2 separate regions of the Mus musculus genome follow, and region 1 is linked to region 2. Evidence: chromatin loops called from intact Hi-C (ENCODE). Cell type or tissue: heart. All regions are shown on one strand. Each heading gives the region's core, and the rest is flanking DNA. Links, peaks and the distances in the headings are about the cores only. Region 1 overlaps Ankrd22 (ankyrin repeat domain 22). Region 2 overlaps Stambpl1 (STAM binding protein like 1).

Region 1 (9,240 bases), core at 640-8,639, 82 kb after region 2:
TGCTCAATGGGCACATGAACAAAGTGGCCATGGTGGTCGAGATGGAGGTTATGCTTGGGCTCAGCAACATGGGCTTCCACTCACCAAGGCTGACCTGGCTACAGCTGCTGCTGATTGCCAGATCTGCCAACAGCAGAAAACAACACTGAGCCCCAGATATGGCACCATTCCTCGAGGTGACCAGCCAGCAACCTGGTGGCAGGTTGACTACATTGGACCACTTCCTTCGTGGAAAGGACAGCGTTTTGTTCTTACTGGAGTAGATACTTATTCTGGTTATGGATTTGCCTTTCCTGCACGTAATGCCTCTGCTAAAACCACCATTCACGGACTGACAGAATGCCTCATCTATCGTCATGGTATTCCACACAGTATTGCTTCTGACCAAGGAACTCATTTCACAGCCAGAGAAGTACGACAGTGGGCTCACGATCATGGAATTCACTGGTCTTACCACATTCCCCATCATCCTGAAGCAGCTGGGCTGATAGAAAGATGGAATGGCCTTTTGAAGACGCAGTTACAGCGCCAATTAGGTGGTAACAGCTTGGAAGGCTGGGGCAGAGTTCTTCAGAAGGCAGTATATGCTTTGAATCAGCGCTCGATATATGGTACAGTTTCACCCATAGCCAGGATTCATGGGTCCAGGAATCAAGGGGTGGAAAACGGAATAGTTCCACTTACTATCACTCCTAGTGACCCTCTAGGAAAATTTTTGCTTCCTGTCCCCATAACTCTAGGTTCTGCTGGCTTAGAAGTTTTGGCTCCAGAGAGGGGAGTGCTCCTACCAGGAGCTACAACAAACATTTCATTGAACTGGAAGCTCAGACTTCCCCCTGGTCATTTTGGGCTTCTAATGCCCTTAAACCAACAGGCTAAAAAAGGAATAACAGTGTTAGGAGGGGTGATAGATCCAGATTACCATGGGGAAATTGGATTACCTCTTCACAATGGTGGTAAGCAAGATTATGTCTGGAGTGCAGGAGATCCCTTAGGGCGTCTCTTAGTACTACCATGTCCTGTGATTAAAGTCAATGGGAAACTACAACAGCCTAATCCAAGCAGGATGACAAAGGACGCAGACCCATCAGGAATGAAGGTATGGGTCAATCCTCCAGGAAAAGAGCCAAGACCTGCTGAGGTGCTGGCTGAAGGTGAAGGAAATACAGAATGGGTAGTAGAGGAAGGTAGTTATAAATACCAATTAAGGCCACGTAACCAGTTGCAGAAACGAGGATTATAAAGTAATATGAATGCCCATTGTAAATTTACTAATGCGTTTGCGATTGTACGAGGGATAGTTATATCATGTTAGGCGTATTTACAACCTTGTTATTGTTTCATGTGAACATGAGATATTATTTGTGTCAAGTTGACAAGGGGTGGATTGTAGTGGCTATTCCTGGTTGTCAACTTGACAATATTTGGAATGAACTACAATCCGGAATTGGAAGGCTCACCAGTGACCCTTATCTGGAGGCTTGGAGATCCTTATCTGGATCTTGGTTTGAAGATCTTGAGCCATAGTGGCTATGGATTCCAGAAGATTGAATCTCCGAGTTAAGGAACACACCTTTAATCTGGGCTATGCCTTTCATCTGGGATTAAAGGTGTGGTGGAACACACCTTTAATCTGGGCTACACCTTTTGCTGGAGACAATATAAGGACATTGGAAGAAGGGAGTCTAGCTCTTGCTCTTGCTCCTTCGCCTGCTTGCCGTGTGAGACTGAGTAACTGCTAGATCCTTGGATTTCCATTCACAGCTGCGACTGAACAATTGTAAGGAATTGGGCTGCCGACTGTAAGTTATCAATAAATTCCTTTACTAACTAGAGACTATCCGTAAGTTCTGTGACTCTAGAGAACCCTGACTAATACATAGTCTCTTACTACTTCCAGCAGTGTTAATTTTACTATGCCTCAAAGAGACTCACAGAGCAGATTTTTTCCATAGTTTACATTTGGCTTCATGGTTTCCTAGCTTTGAGCACCTTGCTCGGGCCACTCTTCCTACTAGACCACGTGTCTAACTTTGCTCTGGTCCTCCCTTCTCCATCCTGCTAATTTAACAGTGAGGCATAGTAAGCCACCTAGCTGACAGACAGGTTTCCCAACTTTTACTCTGGGCCCCTTCACACAACCCTTCTCCAGCCATAGACTTGCTGAAGAAACTCCTGCACCAGCTCAGGCAGCTGTCAGTGATGACTGCCTCCATGCTTGGTGATTAAAACCATTTGGTGTTTTTATCGAGCCCAGACACTAGTCATTAGGAATTCACCATTCCCTCCACCCATGCTTTGGGAGTCTCTTCTATATTGTCCTCCACCCTACCTCCTGTGTGATTAACCCGTTCATGTAGGTAAACATCAATGCTATTTCTCTATCAACCCATGTCTACCAAGCCATATACTTTGTGACAAACATCTATTAAAATGAAGTGTGGTGACCGAAGGATTTTTTTTTTCTGGTCAAAAAATACTTTAGCCAATATACAGTTCTCTCTACTGATTTTACCTGTCTTTTCTCCATTGATTTGGGGCCAAAATTTTCCTTCTGGATCATCAGACTAACTCATTTTTGCCCTGTCCTGTTATTTTTGCACTCTCTTTCAGCAACCATCTCCTATTTCATAGCCATTCATGTGCATGCTAATTGGACCCTTATGCTTCAATAATTAGAAAAGTGGCTAGCACTAATTGAAGATTCTGGATGACTCAGCCCCAAACAAACTGCTTCATCCACATGGTCGGTCGGGTTTAGTTCTTTCTACAACATTATGAGAAGGAACAGTTAGTGGATGGAGGAGGAAACTCAGCAGAAGTATTTAAAGTGTTTAGATAAATTAACAAGTAACACTTTGGCAAGGAGGGAGAGGGAAGCCTAGAGCATGGTAAGCTCACATCTGAAGCTTGTATTCCTAGTCACGTGAGAGCACCATTTCCCACCCAAATGTGCAGAATCCTGGCTGGACCCTATATGTTACACACTCTCTAGCTTTTCCTGGATATTTGCCCTGCTAAGCTTCCTCTCCCTGATAGTTGTTCAAAGACAGTTTAATGAGTGTTATGAAATTCAATGCAGCTGGTGTGTGTGTGTGGGGGGGGTATCTTTAGCGGGTCTAAATCAAGATGGACCCCTCAGAAATTACACCATGTAACAAACCTGGTGTAACAGAGGTTTATTGAGGGGAAGAGAGAGGAGTGAGGACCTGGGGAAAGCGTAGAGGCAGAAAGCCAAGATGGGAAGCAGAGTTATGAGGGTAGAGAGACTGGGGATGGGGGGCGGGAGAGGAGAAGGGGAGAGGGGAAGGGAGAGGGGAAGGAAAGAGAAGGGGAGAAGAGAGAAGGGAGGGGAGAAGGAGAAGGGAGAGAGGAGGGGAGAAGGAAGGGGAGGAGGAGAGGGGAAGAGGTGAGAAGGAGGGGGGATGGGGAGGGAAAGTGGAGGGGGGAGGAAGAGGGGAGAGAGAGGGAGAGAGAGAGAGAGAGAGAGAGAGAGAGAGAGAGAGAGAGAGAGAGAGAGAGAGAGAGAGAGAATGTGTGTCAGCTGTGCTTCATAGCTTAGGTCATGTCCCTATCACTTCTGAGCTATGCAACTTTGGATAAGGAGACAATCTCTCCTCCTTTTACCTGTGCTGAGTGAGTAGAAAAACCCTACCTTATAGGGCTGTTTTGAGGACCTCAGGAATAGTTGAGATATCCAATATGTGTTTGTTCTTTTTAGAATTCATTCATTGATTCATTTACTCACAAAGAACATGTTGAATGCTTATTGGGTCCCACACTATGCTAGATGCTGCAATACGACAAGAAAGCATAGACAACAATAATTGGTGTTGTGTTTTTAGGTGCTGTGACAATCACAGATCAATAATTAATAATGTATTTGCTCACTGTTTGGAAAGGAAAAGGTCTGAGACTGAGGGTCAGTATCCACCGAGGGCTCCATTGTTCCACGTGCAGCTTAGGTGTGTGTGTTGGGGGGGGGGGGTGATGTGGAGGCTGGACAGGCGAGACGGGGATAACACAGTCACCTGTAGAGAGTAATGAACTGGGGTGTGAGTCCTGAGGACAGCAGAGAGTTGGTGCTGGGCATACAGGGGAATTTTAGAGTTTTAGAAGTCATTTTTTCAGGTGGGGTTACTCTAAGCTAAAATGCCTTGAGGTTGCAGGAACTTTAATAACATTGAACAGCTTTTCTTTCTGCTCAAATGGGTACTTCTGTCTTCTTGTTACTTTCCACTTTGTCAGCAATTTTCGTTGTAATTTTAATTTTTTATCTAACATAGCAAACTGTATACTTAAGAAGTACAGTGGGATAATTTGACTTGTGTGCAATGTATGGTGACCAAATCAGGTTTCTATTAAATATGTATCATTTCATTATGTGGGGAACCTTGGAATCCCTATTGTCTACTTATTTATAAAATATATAACAAGTTGCTTAAAGCTGTAACCACCCTCACATGCTGGTAGAATTCTGCTTCCTGTGTGCTTTTCTGACACTGATCTGCCCCCTACTGGAAACAGTGCAAAACAGCAGGAAATCTTTTGGGTTCCACTTGAGTGTGGCATACATTATCCTGGTAAATTATCCTATGCTATTTAAGTTCATTGAGGAGCTGGCCCTGGAAGTGGAATTGCCCCTCCCATATTTGAGTCACAATCCTGTTTGTCTCTAAGTGTTCTTCCAAGACCCCTTGTCCGGGCACAGTTTGGCCCAGCTGGCTCTGTTAATGAAAGAAAGAAGAATGTCAAAAAAGCTCAAGGCTGAAACTTTGTGACCAGCAGAGGATACTGTTGTTTATCTCATGGTATAAAATGCCTATGGCTTGGTGGGAAACAAGCTGAAACCGGAAGTTCAGCCATGGAAGGCTCATTTATGGAGAGAGCTCAGTTGGGATGTGTTCCCCACCTCCCCTCTGCTAAATACCTCACTGCAGAAACACTATTGTCTCATTATTTTATTCTTTTTCCTTTTCTTTTTCATCCTCCTCCTCTTCTTTGTTTTTCAAGACAGGGTTTCTCTGCTTATCCCTGGCTGTCTTGGAACTCACTATGTAGACCAGGTTGGCCAAGAACTCAGAGATCCACCTGCCTCTGCCTCCCAAGAGCTGGGATTGGAGGGAAGTGCACTCCTGGGCCAAGGTCAACAGCCTTTAAGGGATGCCTGGTACCATATTAAGTTTCTTTAGCTCTCACAGGGGAGCAATGTTGTGAGTAAATTATATAAGTTCTCTTGGTACTCTGGAGGGAATGTCACTAATAGACTGAGATGGAGCAGGGAATAAGCCTAGTGCCATCAAGTTAGGGCTGGTTATCAAATTCCCATAATGCCTACTACAAAAGGGCTGCACATCCTAATCCTAATCCTTTCAAACAGCTACGGAGAACTGGAAACAACTGCCGCTAATCACCAGTTATCTGGTGTTCTGTAGGGAACGTGGTCCAGCATCATGAAATCTATAATAATTCAAAGAGAAGCAAGAAGGCGAATTAAAATGGTTTAAAAATTGAACAAGAGAATATATGAAAGGAAAAGTATCAGTGCCGGACACGCCAAGGCCATGTTCTTAACACAAAGCAGATTCATTAAACCCAGAGAGAAAAAGGGCAGGGGATAAGAGACAGAGCCAGGAGATAGAGGATGAGGGAGAAGGGAACAAGGGAGACGGAGAAGAAGTATTTGTCCCTGGAGGTCAAAGGACTGCCTCAGGATAGAGAGGAGCCAGATGTGGCCCATAGGCAAAGAGCAGTTTATAAAGGTAAAGGGGGAAACCCCATGTTAGGATGAAGTGTTTAATTTTAATTGGGCTTGTTAATTAGGTGAGCCAACAGGGGCTTTTGATTGCTGGACTTCAATTCTTAATGATAGCTGGACCTCAGGAGGAAGAAGTAGCCAAATAAGGGAATAGACCTTGATGGTTAACTTTAAGACTGTAATCTAATGGGTTTAACAAGGTAGAGGGAATTGGGGAGAAGAGCCATGTCATGTTACAGCTTCCCAGATTCCCTTCAATTCAGCTTTAAGATGACCTACTCCCGGCTCGTCACAGCAAACCCAGTCTTCTAGAAGCACAGAAAAAAAGAGAATGCATCCATAACTTTAAAGAGGAATTTTTTTTATTAGATTAGTTTACACAGTTAGAGGCTGAAAATCCCGCAAGGCAACGTGTAGGCTACAGAGCCTGGAGGACCAAGGGCAGCTAAGTTCAAGGAATTGGACACCAGCAAACAAAAGCAAACCCGAGGAGTCAATGATACAGCCCAAGATGAAACCAGGGCCTAGAAGTCCCCAGGAGGGACCCTGTGGTAATCTGCATTTTTATATTTGCGTGTGCATATGTGCATGTGTGTGTGTGTGTGTGTATTAGTCAGGGTTTTACTGCTGTGAACAGACACCATGACCAAGGCAAGTCTTATAAAAAAGAACATTTAATTGGGACTGGCTTACAGGTTCAGAGGTTCAGTCCATTATCATCAAGGTGGGAGCATGGCAGCATCCAGGCAGGCATGGCGCAGGCAGAGCTGAGAGTTTTCTGTCTTCATCCAAAGGCTGCTAGTGGAAGACTGACTTCCAGGCAACTAGAATGAAGATCTTAAGACCACAGTGGCACACCTACCCCAACCTGGTCACACCTATTCCAACAAGGCCACACCTCCAAATGGTGCCACTCTCTGGTCCAAGAATATACAAACCATCACAGTGTGTGTGTGTGTGTGTGTGTGTGTGTGTGTGTGTGTGTGTGCGCGCGCGCGCGCGTGCTCACATGTGCCCGTGCTATAGTGCAGGTGTGGAGGTCAGTGGACAACTTACAGAAGTTGATCCTCTACTTCTTCCTTGTGGGTTCCTAGGTTAGAACTCAGGTGATCAAGTTTGGTGGCAAGTGCCTTAACCCACCTCAGAGGAAGTCACATGGGTTTTTGATTACCCATGGCTGCCCTAAAGTCTTTCCTTCCCTAATGCACAATTCTACTCTACCGAGATTCTACTCTTTCTGGTAATCTCTACTTAATTCCCTGCCATGATGTAAAATTTCCATAGTGGATGTAGTTCATAGTACTTCATCCATTTGATTACTCATGCATCCACATGACCTTTTGCCTATTTCATGTTGCAAGCAATTTTGGAAAATATAGACTTAGGGTAATGTTTTCTTCTTAATGGTTCGTGCCTGTATTTCAAGAACTGTTCTTCTTCTCTTGACTCAGCCCATCTGCCAGGCAGCCTACCAGAACGACTTGGGGCAAGTGTGGCGGTGGGCAAAAGAAAGCAACCATTATGTGGATGTTCAAGATAGCTTCAATGGCGATACTCCCCTCATCTGTGCCTGCAGGCGGGGCCACCTGAGAATTGTCTCCTTCCTTTTAAGGAGAAATGCTGATGTCAACCTCAAAAACTTGGTGAGTTTGCTGTGAGATGATGGTCTAATGCAAATGGCATTGTTTCAAGTGTGACATTTCTACAGGCCTAACTTGGAATATGCCTTTAGCTAAAAATTTTATTCACGTAGATACATTCAAAACTTGTGTGATGTTTAACAAAAGAATGTGCAACTATAATGAGCTATGTAGTTTCTCTTATAATCTGATGTTTGCCAAAAGAAGAATAAATAAAATAAGTTAAACAGACAAATGAATGAATTAATACATATACCACAGTAATCAAAGAAACAGAACAAAGGGAGGCTGTGACATGACTACTTGGAGATGAGAAACAGCAGAATGTAAGGAGGTATGGGGGAATATACACCAAATATGCCCTGAACAGAGGGAGCGAGTGCAACTGTGAAGCATCTCCTTAAATTGCTCAACTGATGTCGCTTTTCTTTCTTATAGCTTCTAATATAGACAATTTTTTTGCCTGCTTTGCCTTATATAACCCAAGGGCATTTTGCTAGACTAAAATCATAAAAATAGCATTTCAACGAGCAGGGATGTTTGGTGATGACATCATTGTGCCTCTGAGAAAGAAGACCGTCCACTCTGTTGGCTGTAGGCAGCTTCTCCTTTTTCTGTTCTGCTTTCTCTAACCCGTCTTCTTTCTCTCTTCATTATTTCATTACAGAAATAATGGGGGAAAGAAAACATGGTGCTTGCCATTATTTACATTCTTACCTGTTGTTTTGATATAGGGTTGCATTTTTTAATAATGTTTTTCACTGGTGTGTGTTCATGTACTGTGTGCTGGGTTACATGAGAGCATTTTCACCCAAGTCTGTTGTATACTTCTAACATATTCTCCCTTACTTCCTTACCTTATATACCCCATATATCTCTTTACCTTCTCCTTATATATCCCAAATACCTTCTTACCTACTGCCTGTATACCTCATATACCTCCTTACATTCTCCTTATATATCCCATATACATCCTTACCCTCTCCTTATATACCCCATACACCTCCTCACCTCCGATCTCTCCTTTCCTGTTAGTCTCCCCTGTTTCCCGAGACAGTTTTACTTTTAATTCCAACTCAAATATTTATACATGATTGCATGTATCTTTATAAAAAATGATCCACAAAGGAGAGAAAATGAGATATTTCTCTGTGACTGACAGTTTACTTCCACTGACTGTCTCCAGTTGTACCCATTTTCCTATGAATGATGTGACTTTATTTTCCTTTGTGCCTAAAACAGTCCATCATACATGTATACCATACTTAGTTCATCTATTCCTCTGGTGATGAGCATTTCATTTGGTTGTATGACCTAGGCATGGTGCAGTGTGCTGCAGTAAACATGGTTGTGTTCCAGGGTCTTTTCCTGGCAGAGAGGAGAGCTAGAGTCTTTGTTGACTGGGTGGCTCACAGAGGAGATAAGGAGTCAGAGTTGTGGAGGGGAGGAAGGGAGGTGATGGTCAGGCAGGGGGAATCTTGCAGCTGAATTGCTGGCCATATCTGCTGCTCTGACTGACTGACTAGCAACCAGGTGTTTCTTTATTTACATAAATTTCACAGAACAAAGGCAGGACTAATGATTATCCAAGTGGTACAGAATATATGTTTGATTTTTCACTACCTGTCCAGGGTGGTCTTTGTGAGGGTTATCCAAATATATATATTAGGCAATTGAGATTTTTTTGATATTTTTCTCACATTTGTCATTGATTCATAGGAAGACTACTGACTTTTGTAAGTTACTTTTCTACTCTGCTATGTTGCTGAAATGAATGTCTTTCTCAGAGATGAGAGTTTTATGTTGAAGTCTTTAGAATCTCTTACAAAATGGAATCATATC
Region 2 (8,000 bases), core at 1-8,000:
TTCTTTTTCTACCATACTCTTGTTGGTTTGGAATAACTCTGACTTAGAGACAAAGTTCCTAGGAGTGTATGTGTTTTCCTTGTGGAAAAGAGTGAGATATCTTCACTAGTGAGAAGCTTTAAATAGATCCCCAATTAATCCAATGAGCGAAGAATCTGACTATCTCAGACCACGTTCAAGGATCTTCAGACTCGGGAAATGAAGTAACTTGGCTGCAGAGATCAGAAAGCCCGGGATCTTGGACTCCCTTGTATTCTTTTAGAACTAAACACAGCACATTCCTGAGACTGTCTATGGCTCTTCATCCTTATAAACAGGAGAAGGGGGTCTCCAAGTTGTTAAAGGTGTTTGAGACCCATCAGGCTTAGCCACTGAAAATGCACAAAGAGAAAGAGGAGAATCTAAAGAAAATCCTGTCTAGACTAAACATGCGCCTTGCCATAGAGCCATATGCCCAGTAGGCTCATTGTCAAAATGCAAAGATCTCATAGAGGAATGAACAAAAGGACTTGGCAGCCTCTCCTCTGCCACAGATGCCTTCTCTGAGTAAAATAGAGCTTTCTATGTCATGGCAGAATGAAAGGTATGTTCTAAGGAGCCACAGTGCTGTGGAGGCAGCAAGTAGGTTGTCAATAGAAAAGTTACCCTGTCCATCACTTTATTTCAGACTGAATGTGCCCACGCAAGCATCGGAACCCTTCATTTCTGCATCTAAGAACTGTTTCTATGCTCGTGAGAACATCTCTCCCATGGAGCATGGCATGCCCATTGCCAAGGAAAATGGTGGTGGTGGTGGTGGTGATGATGGTGGTAATGGTGGTGGTGATGGTACTGGTGGTGATGGTAGTAGTGGTGAGGTGCTACTGCTGCTGCTGCTTCTGCTGGTGGTGGTGGTGGTGGTGGTGGTGGTGATGGTGGTGGTGGTGATGCTGGTGGTGACAGCAGCAGTAAATGTCATCTATTACAAAGGAATAAAGTACTAGGCAAGAAACGAATGACCTCCCATGAATTATGACAGAGTTCTCACTAAGGTCTGTGCTGTCATTATCTCTACCCCTTTCTACAGACAAGGAGATGACAGAGACAAACAGCACAGTGACTTCTAGAAGTCTCAAGAGTCAGTCAAGCCAAGATGTTCAACCCTGAGCATCACATGAAGTTATGGATCCCCACAATTATGGTTCTCACTTTGTGGAGGGCGAAGCTGCCATCACAGTTAACCTAGCTTGCCAATGCTCCAATCATGAACTCTTGGCAGAACTGACACTTAGTAAACTCATGTCTCTTTGATGTATAAGCCCAGTTTCACCCCTACAGTGACCTGGAAGATGTCAGAACCCAATATTTTGGCCCTAGCCATTTGTGAAAGTCCCCAGACATTTTATGAACAAACTTCTGCTCTGCAGGACGTGGCACTGTCAGGTGTGGACCCCCTTTGATACACACAAACATTGTTTAAAAGAAATGCCATCAGAAAAAGGTTTATAATCTAATTTAGACTCACAGCAAAGCAAAGGAGAGTATTTCACAGTTAAGAATTTGTCTAAGGGGACTGGAGAGATGGCTCAGTGGTTAAGAGCACTGACTGCTCTTCTGAAGGTCCTGAGTTCAAATCCCAGTGACCACATGGTGGCTCACAACCATCTGTAATGAGATGTGGCACCCTCTTCTGGAGTGTCTGAAGACAGCTACAGTGTAGTTACATATAATAAATAAATAAATCTTAAAAAAAAAGAATTTGGCTAAGGATAAATCTAATCCATTGGATGATCTAAACCCATCAGAGAAAGACCTACTTAATTCTGAGTGAAAAACATAAGTGTAGAATACCCCTTTCAAACCCAAATGTGACAGATTTATACACAGCTTGGCATTGAATAAATTGCTTTGATATCATGATACTTACTACCTCTGGGAAAATATAAAAACAAGAAATTATTTAAATCCACTCAAATTTCTGTATGAAGAAAACAACACACCATACAAAATAAAACCAAAACACAAAGGGCCAAACATACATGGATCCATCCCAGTGTGAGGAGACCATGTTGATCCTGAACATTGAATAATTCTTCGACGTTCTCCACATCGCAATAGTCTGGGCCAGCAGACTGCTTTGGCACAACCACATGAGTAATGGTGAATTCATTGTGTGTCTAGAAAACAAAACAAAACAAAAAGTAACAAGCCTCTGAGAGAAGAGACATCTGGACAGGATGTCATCAGCCAGCAGACCTCACCCCTTGTATCTCACTACACTCTCTCACAATCCAAAACCAAGCAGAAAAACTGACTCTACTAAAAGGTTTTGGACATCCATTATTTGGGTCTTGAATCCCATTGCTGCTATAGAAAGTAGAAAGGAATTAGTATCAGGGTGAACAATGGGTAATTGATACATAGTTAACAAATGATTTCTTTGCGTACTTGACCTACAATGGAAAATGTCTTCACACAGCAAGACCAGCATTCTTTAGAGAGACAGACTAATTTCCCAAATGCCTGATGCTACTAAAAGGTATGCCTATGAGTTGTCAGGGCTGATGTCTTGTTTTTATTAATTGTATGTAATTATGAAAGAATTAGGACTTTTCCTCTAAGAGTCTCCAGTGTCTTCCAAAATGAAAATGATACAGCTTTTAGAATCTAGTAAGAAGAAACATATTGCTCTCCTTGGGGAAAAGGTAAGTATGGAAAAGAAGGGGTCTTGAAGTAAAGAGATTTATTTAGGTCACTGGGTTGTGAGTTGCTGTCCTCTTCCAGACCTGGGGACCTCCCACCCTTCTAAAATACCATCCTGTCTCCAGCCTCAGGGCCCTCTAATGTGTTGAGTACTATTCTTTACATCTTGCCTCCTATTTTACCATTTTCTAAATAGTTTGTTTAAGGAGTTTTACAATGTTTCTGAAATTTTAGAGCTCATTTTTTTTAAGAATACCAAATCCATGAATAATGTCAGTAGTTTAAGGATATGTAAGAGTTAATAGTAACTTCATAATATTTACCCCTGCCCAGCCCCCATCTACACTGCTCTTCCTATCACAGGGAAGCCAGTACTACTCAATGGACCCTATTGAGAGATGGAATAAGATCATACCAGTTTTCCACAGAGGATCCCACAGGTCTCTATTCCTCTCACTGTGTTAGAGTCAGCCAGCAGCAGAAATTTATGGCAAAGATCTCTTGATAAAACTACACACCTCAGCCCTTCAACCACCAAATCTAAAACAGAAAAGAGAAACACGCTAAAACCAAGCCTCGGATCTTGTCCTTTCGAATTTCAGTGAGCAACGAAAGTACAGATTTCAACACTGAAACTACTGGGTGTTTCACATTCCATTTTTTTTTTTTTTAAAAATCAAACCTCTTGAAAGTAAACATTGATTAAAAGGAGGGCAAACTGACATGTACATATCATATACAAATTATTTTATAAGAAAGTTTATAGAAAGTCAGCACTATGACACAATTGACCTCTGGAACAACTCTTACATATATGTGTTTTCTCAGTGCACATTGCAAATATGCCAAAGAGCCTACAGCCCACAATTGACACATCATCGTAAAACACAGGATGAAAACTTATCATGTCTGCTATGTGTTACCTTCTATCATTCTCTGATCCAGAAGTAGACAAAAGCACTATTTTTTGGGGGGGAGGGGAACAATTACTAGTAAAGTAGCATGTGCAATGGCTGCCTACTGAATTTCTTCAATAGGTGCCTCTGTGAAAAAGAATTGCCTGCTCGATTTGAGAAACTTCATGGAGCCGATATGGCAGTGCTTGACATCACTAAGTGCTTGTGGAAAGCCCCACTGTTCACAGCTTAGCTGTCGATGGAACTAAGGAGACCCTACCCTCTCAGGCTGATGTTAAACACTGAAGTATCTCAGCAACCAAGTTTTCAGTAGCTTCTTCCCTTTCCCGTGTTTCCCTTCAAGCTGTATGCATGTCTTGAGTAAAACACGACGAAGGAAAATAAATGACTCCTTACTCAGAATCTCTACTCAGTATCAAAATACAACTGCTCTACGATCAGGCAAGTTACGTGGGTTGGATTTTAAAGGTAGATATAGTGAAGGTCAGATGTGCCTGCATCCGACATCACTTACTCTGAACAGCACTCAGGGTGGCTGCTGGCTTTAGGGCCCTGTTCACGGGAGGAGAGTAGTTAGCGAAATTGCTTCCATCACTTTTATGAGGGTGATCTGCAAATGCGTTCCTCAGAGAGTTGCTCTGGTGGGTGGAAAAGCAGGACAGCGCACTTCCGTCAGTCTGCTCAGACAACACCGGAGAGTCCTGACCTCGAATCTGGCCTCGAGCCAACTCCTGCTTCTTGAGTTGGTCTTCAAAAAACAGGAACTGTTCAGACTCTAGTTGCTGCTGGCGCATCTGAGCTATCCGCTGGCGCTCTGCCTCTATCAGTCTCTGATGTTCCAACTTTTTGAGAATTTCGGCTTTATATTTGTTCTAAGATGGTTGACGGGAGAAAAAAAATGTTAGTTTTCTGAGCCAAAAACATCAAACTGAAAGATAGTTTCAGTCCTTTGGCAGAGAGAGAGAGAGAGAGAGAGAGGGAGAGAGAGAGAGAGAGAGAGGGACCGAGGCACAGAAAGACAGGCACAGAGATATTCTTAGTTAAACAGAAAAACATTACAGCAAAAAAATTCATTAATTTGATGAAGAACACAGCTTCTCAATTAATCACATTTCACCAGGAACTACATAGCAGATATCCTGTCTATATTCCCCAGTGCTTCTACATACTAGAATACCAGTGTCCTGTTTTTCTGACCCCTCAGACCACGTGGAGCAAGGCATTTCATCCCTTAAATGGCACTGCACAGTCAGGTAGCTGCTTGCCAGATACTGCATTTGAAACTCAAACTAGCTGAGCTTAAATGAGTTTAGCAATGTGGTTCTCAGGCACACTAGTCACATTCTGAGTTGCCCAGCAGTTTTCCGGGCTGCGGCTGCTGTATACAAAGACGTTCTTTTGCTTGGGGCTCCCTAGAGCCTTTCTGTATTTGTCTACAGCATGCCTCTTCTAGGGGGTACATTATGGTGGAGGGGAATCACAGAGAATCCCAAACTTGTTTCACATATCTTCTATGAGAATTAACCAAAAGTTGGGTTAAAAATTAAGAATTACATTCCGAGTGCTAACAAAATACCTGGCTATTATCAGAGTAGAGAGATAAAAAAGGTAGTAAGTTCCCCAACTGATGCTGAAAAAAACAAAAACAAAACAAAACAAAACTTAGTGGCAAGGTACTGTAAGGTGGGAAGAGTTCAGGGGACTCAGCCTACAGCAGAGCTTCACAGGCACGCATCACTGTGGGCCCTGTTAACAGCATTAGGGACTCTGATTTGACATGTAGTCTACATTTCTAACAAGCAACATGGAATGCTGGTGCTGCCCACAGTCAGAGCTTACAGGTACGTTTGTAACTCTCCCCTAGGACTGGCTGCTGTTACTCCACTCCAGAAATTTCTACACGGGATAAGTGAGGCCACTGGTGTTACCCCAAGTAGAACATGGCACAGCTGTCTGATCTGCTCTTCCCAGAGAGACCCTGCGAAGGAGTACCGCCTGTATTTCCTCTGCTTATTAGTTAAAAACACCTCATGCTAGCCAGGCTTCCCGCTCTGAGACTGTTTGCGGAGGTAGAGAGAGATCGATGTGAAGTAAGAGGTGGTAGAGCCAGCAACCTTCAAAGCAAAGAGACAAAGCAGCAAATCCGTTGGGACCTGGTTTGGTGCTGCTGTGTACTCAAATGTTAAATTCTGTAGCCCAAGACGTGGTTGCCCCCAGATGCGAGAATTCTCATGTACAGGGGCCTTTGTTGTGTAATCCTTGCTTCTCAGTTGAAAGCTATTGGTTAAATAAAAGTGGCTACAGCCAATTACTGGGGAGAATAGAGGTAGGCGGGGCTTCAGTTACTGGGCTGGGGGTCAGAGGTTACCAGGAGGAGAGAGAGAGACAGAGAGGAAAAAACAGGAGGTCACCATCAGATGTGATGGACCAGGAGCACTTGGCTGAGTTAAATGCTCCCTGAGGACAAACTGATGGAGCAGAAATAACCGGGGTGAGACTCAAACAGCAAGTTCATAGGGAATGCACCTGGAGAATTAACAGCCTAGCATATAGAAAAATAGATTAGATCTAATTCCCCCACCCCCACCCCCCAGTAATTGTGCTAAAGCTGATAAAAAAATATCCATAGGATTTTTCCTTAAATTATTAGGGGCCTGGCAGGGTCATATTAAGAACTAATAGAGTTATTAAATGTCATTTAAAGCAATACATGTCTAATAATCTCATATAACATAAGGATTTGAATTCTGAGTTTGAGACTGCCAGAGATTTACTAAAAGTCTCCTTTCAATGCCCTCGAGTCTCTCTTCTCTAAGTAATAAAAACTCAGAAATAAAAATCCATTGAAACTCTAACTATGCCTCTTCTATCTTGACGGAATGTTGACTGTACTATTTAGGAACTAGATTCACATTTCCAAGTCCCACATGATTATATACATCGAAAATCACACTCTGTTCTGTCTACTTTCTGCAGCTTCCGTTCATCTGGAAAAAAAAAAGTATCAGCCATCTGGCTCAAGGTTACACTGGCAAGAGCCGGTCGGAAGCTCTATTTAAATCACTGTGGGAAGTCTCCTTCCTAATGTGCTGTTTCATTAGATGTTTTAGGAAACGAAACCACTGCATCCTTCAAGCATGTGCTTCACCCAAACACCCACATGAATTTTTTATCAGTTTTACATCACCGCATCTTGAATTTTTAATTTAAATGTACACTTCAAAAACTCATACACAAACGATCTTTTTTAAAAAAAAGCATTCTTACAGGAAACAGTGAAGAAATAAATGGGCCGACTGAACTTACTTTACTTTGCAAATACTCTTGGTATTCTATGTTATATTTCCTTAGCAGGTCCGTTTTCAATTCGTCTGTCCTTGGGAACGCAATCTCCTTCAGTTTCTTTCAAAAACATATAAAGATACCAGTTAGAGAGCTTTCTCAGTATACCCCTTCAGAGCATCAGCTGAGAAAGACACACAGCTGGGATGCTCAGAAAAATAAACCTAGAATTCCAAAATGCAGCTTTTGGGAATGAAGAAAAATATATATATATAAAAAAAGTGTGTTCATATAAAAAAATGACCTTTATTTATTTCACTAGTTAGATAAGCATTTTAGGTAAAACCAATAGGATTTCACATTGCATGGGTAAGTCCCTTAACGTTGGTGTTACGAGGGGAATTAAGGTGTATATGGTGGGTAGGGGTGTTGGATGTTAAAAAACAGCTGAGGAACCTTTTAAAACAACTCATAGTCTAAGTCCTAATCCCAGATCTGCTGAATTCGCTTCTCCAGCAAGTGCTGAGGGAGCGTGGGTCTTAGACAACTTCTTCATTGGTTCTTAATGTCAGGAAAACCTAAGAAACTGGATAGAGTCCAATCACACCCTCCCTTCTAGAGGAAACGAAGCAGAAGTCTAGTGAGATTGGCTCATACAAGTTGGTGATAAATGATCCAGTTGGACAAGGATCCAAGCATCTCACCTCTAGCTAAACTCTCCCACCAAAATTTCTTTCTTGGAAGTAAATGGTTACATAGATCTTAACAACAGGGATAGGTCCTAGCAAATGTACATTTCAGTGACTTTGTTACCATGTGAAAAGTCACAGTATAAACTTGCACAAATGAAGATGGTTACAACGTCAGTAAACAGTAGCCGTTAATGGGACCACTGTCCTCTATAGGGTTCAGGAGTTGAAGCATCATTGAGCATACTATGTGACTGTAGCTAAAACTTGGGGTTCCCTCAAAAATCCACACTGATTTTAAGATAGTTACTTCATCCAGTGGAGAGTAATCAAAAGCAGCTAACATGGTTGGTTTCAGCAAGCTCAGGAAAGCAACAGGACTCTCAATCTCTGGGAGGAATCGTAAGGTAGGTCCTTCTGCCCATTACAG

What was found. Peaks named below come from ENCODE experiments on the same cell type or tissue, not always from the same donor. Only the 100,000 strongest peaks of a DNase experiment are listed, where the experiment ranks them.
Region 1: a loop joins it to region 2, with 3 times the contacts of the local background. A loop is called at or near these places in 14 of 42 quality-filtered maps.

The regions. Positions count from the first base shown.
Region 1 is chr19:34,147,377-34,156,616 of GRCm38, reverse strand. Ankrd22 (ankyrin repeat domain 22) reads left to right here. Exons shown (of 6, transcript NM_024204.6): 2 at 7,210-7,401. Among named protein-coding and RNA genes, the nearest start is that of Ankrd22, 14 kb to the left of the region's middle. In heart, for the core only: a CTCF peak has its summit at 4,516 (motif pointing left); no DNase peak of the experiment used is centred there.
Region 2 is chr19:34,230,432-34,238,431 of GRCm38, reverse strand. Stambpl1 (STAM binding protein like 1) reads right to left here. Exons shown (of 11, transcript NM_029682.5): 5 at 6,906-7,001; 6 at 4,114-4,471; 7 at 3,098-3,222; 8 at 2,019-2,156. Among named protein-coding and RNA genes, the nearest start is that of Acta2, 21 kb to the left of the region's middle. In heart, for the core only: no CTCF peak of the experiment used is centred there; a DNase peak (open chromatin) is centred at 4,271.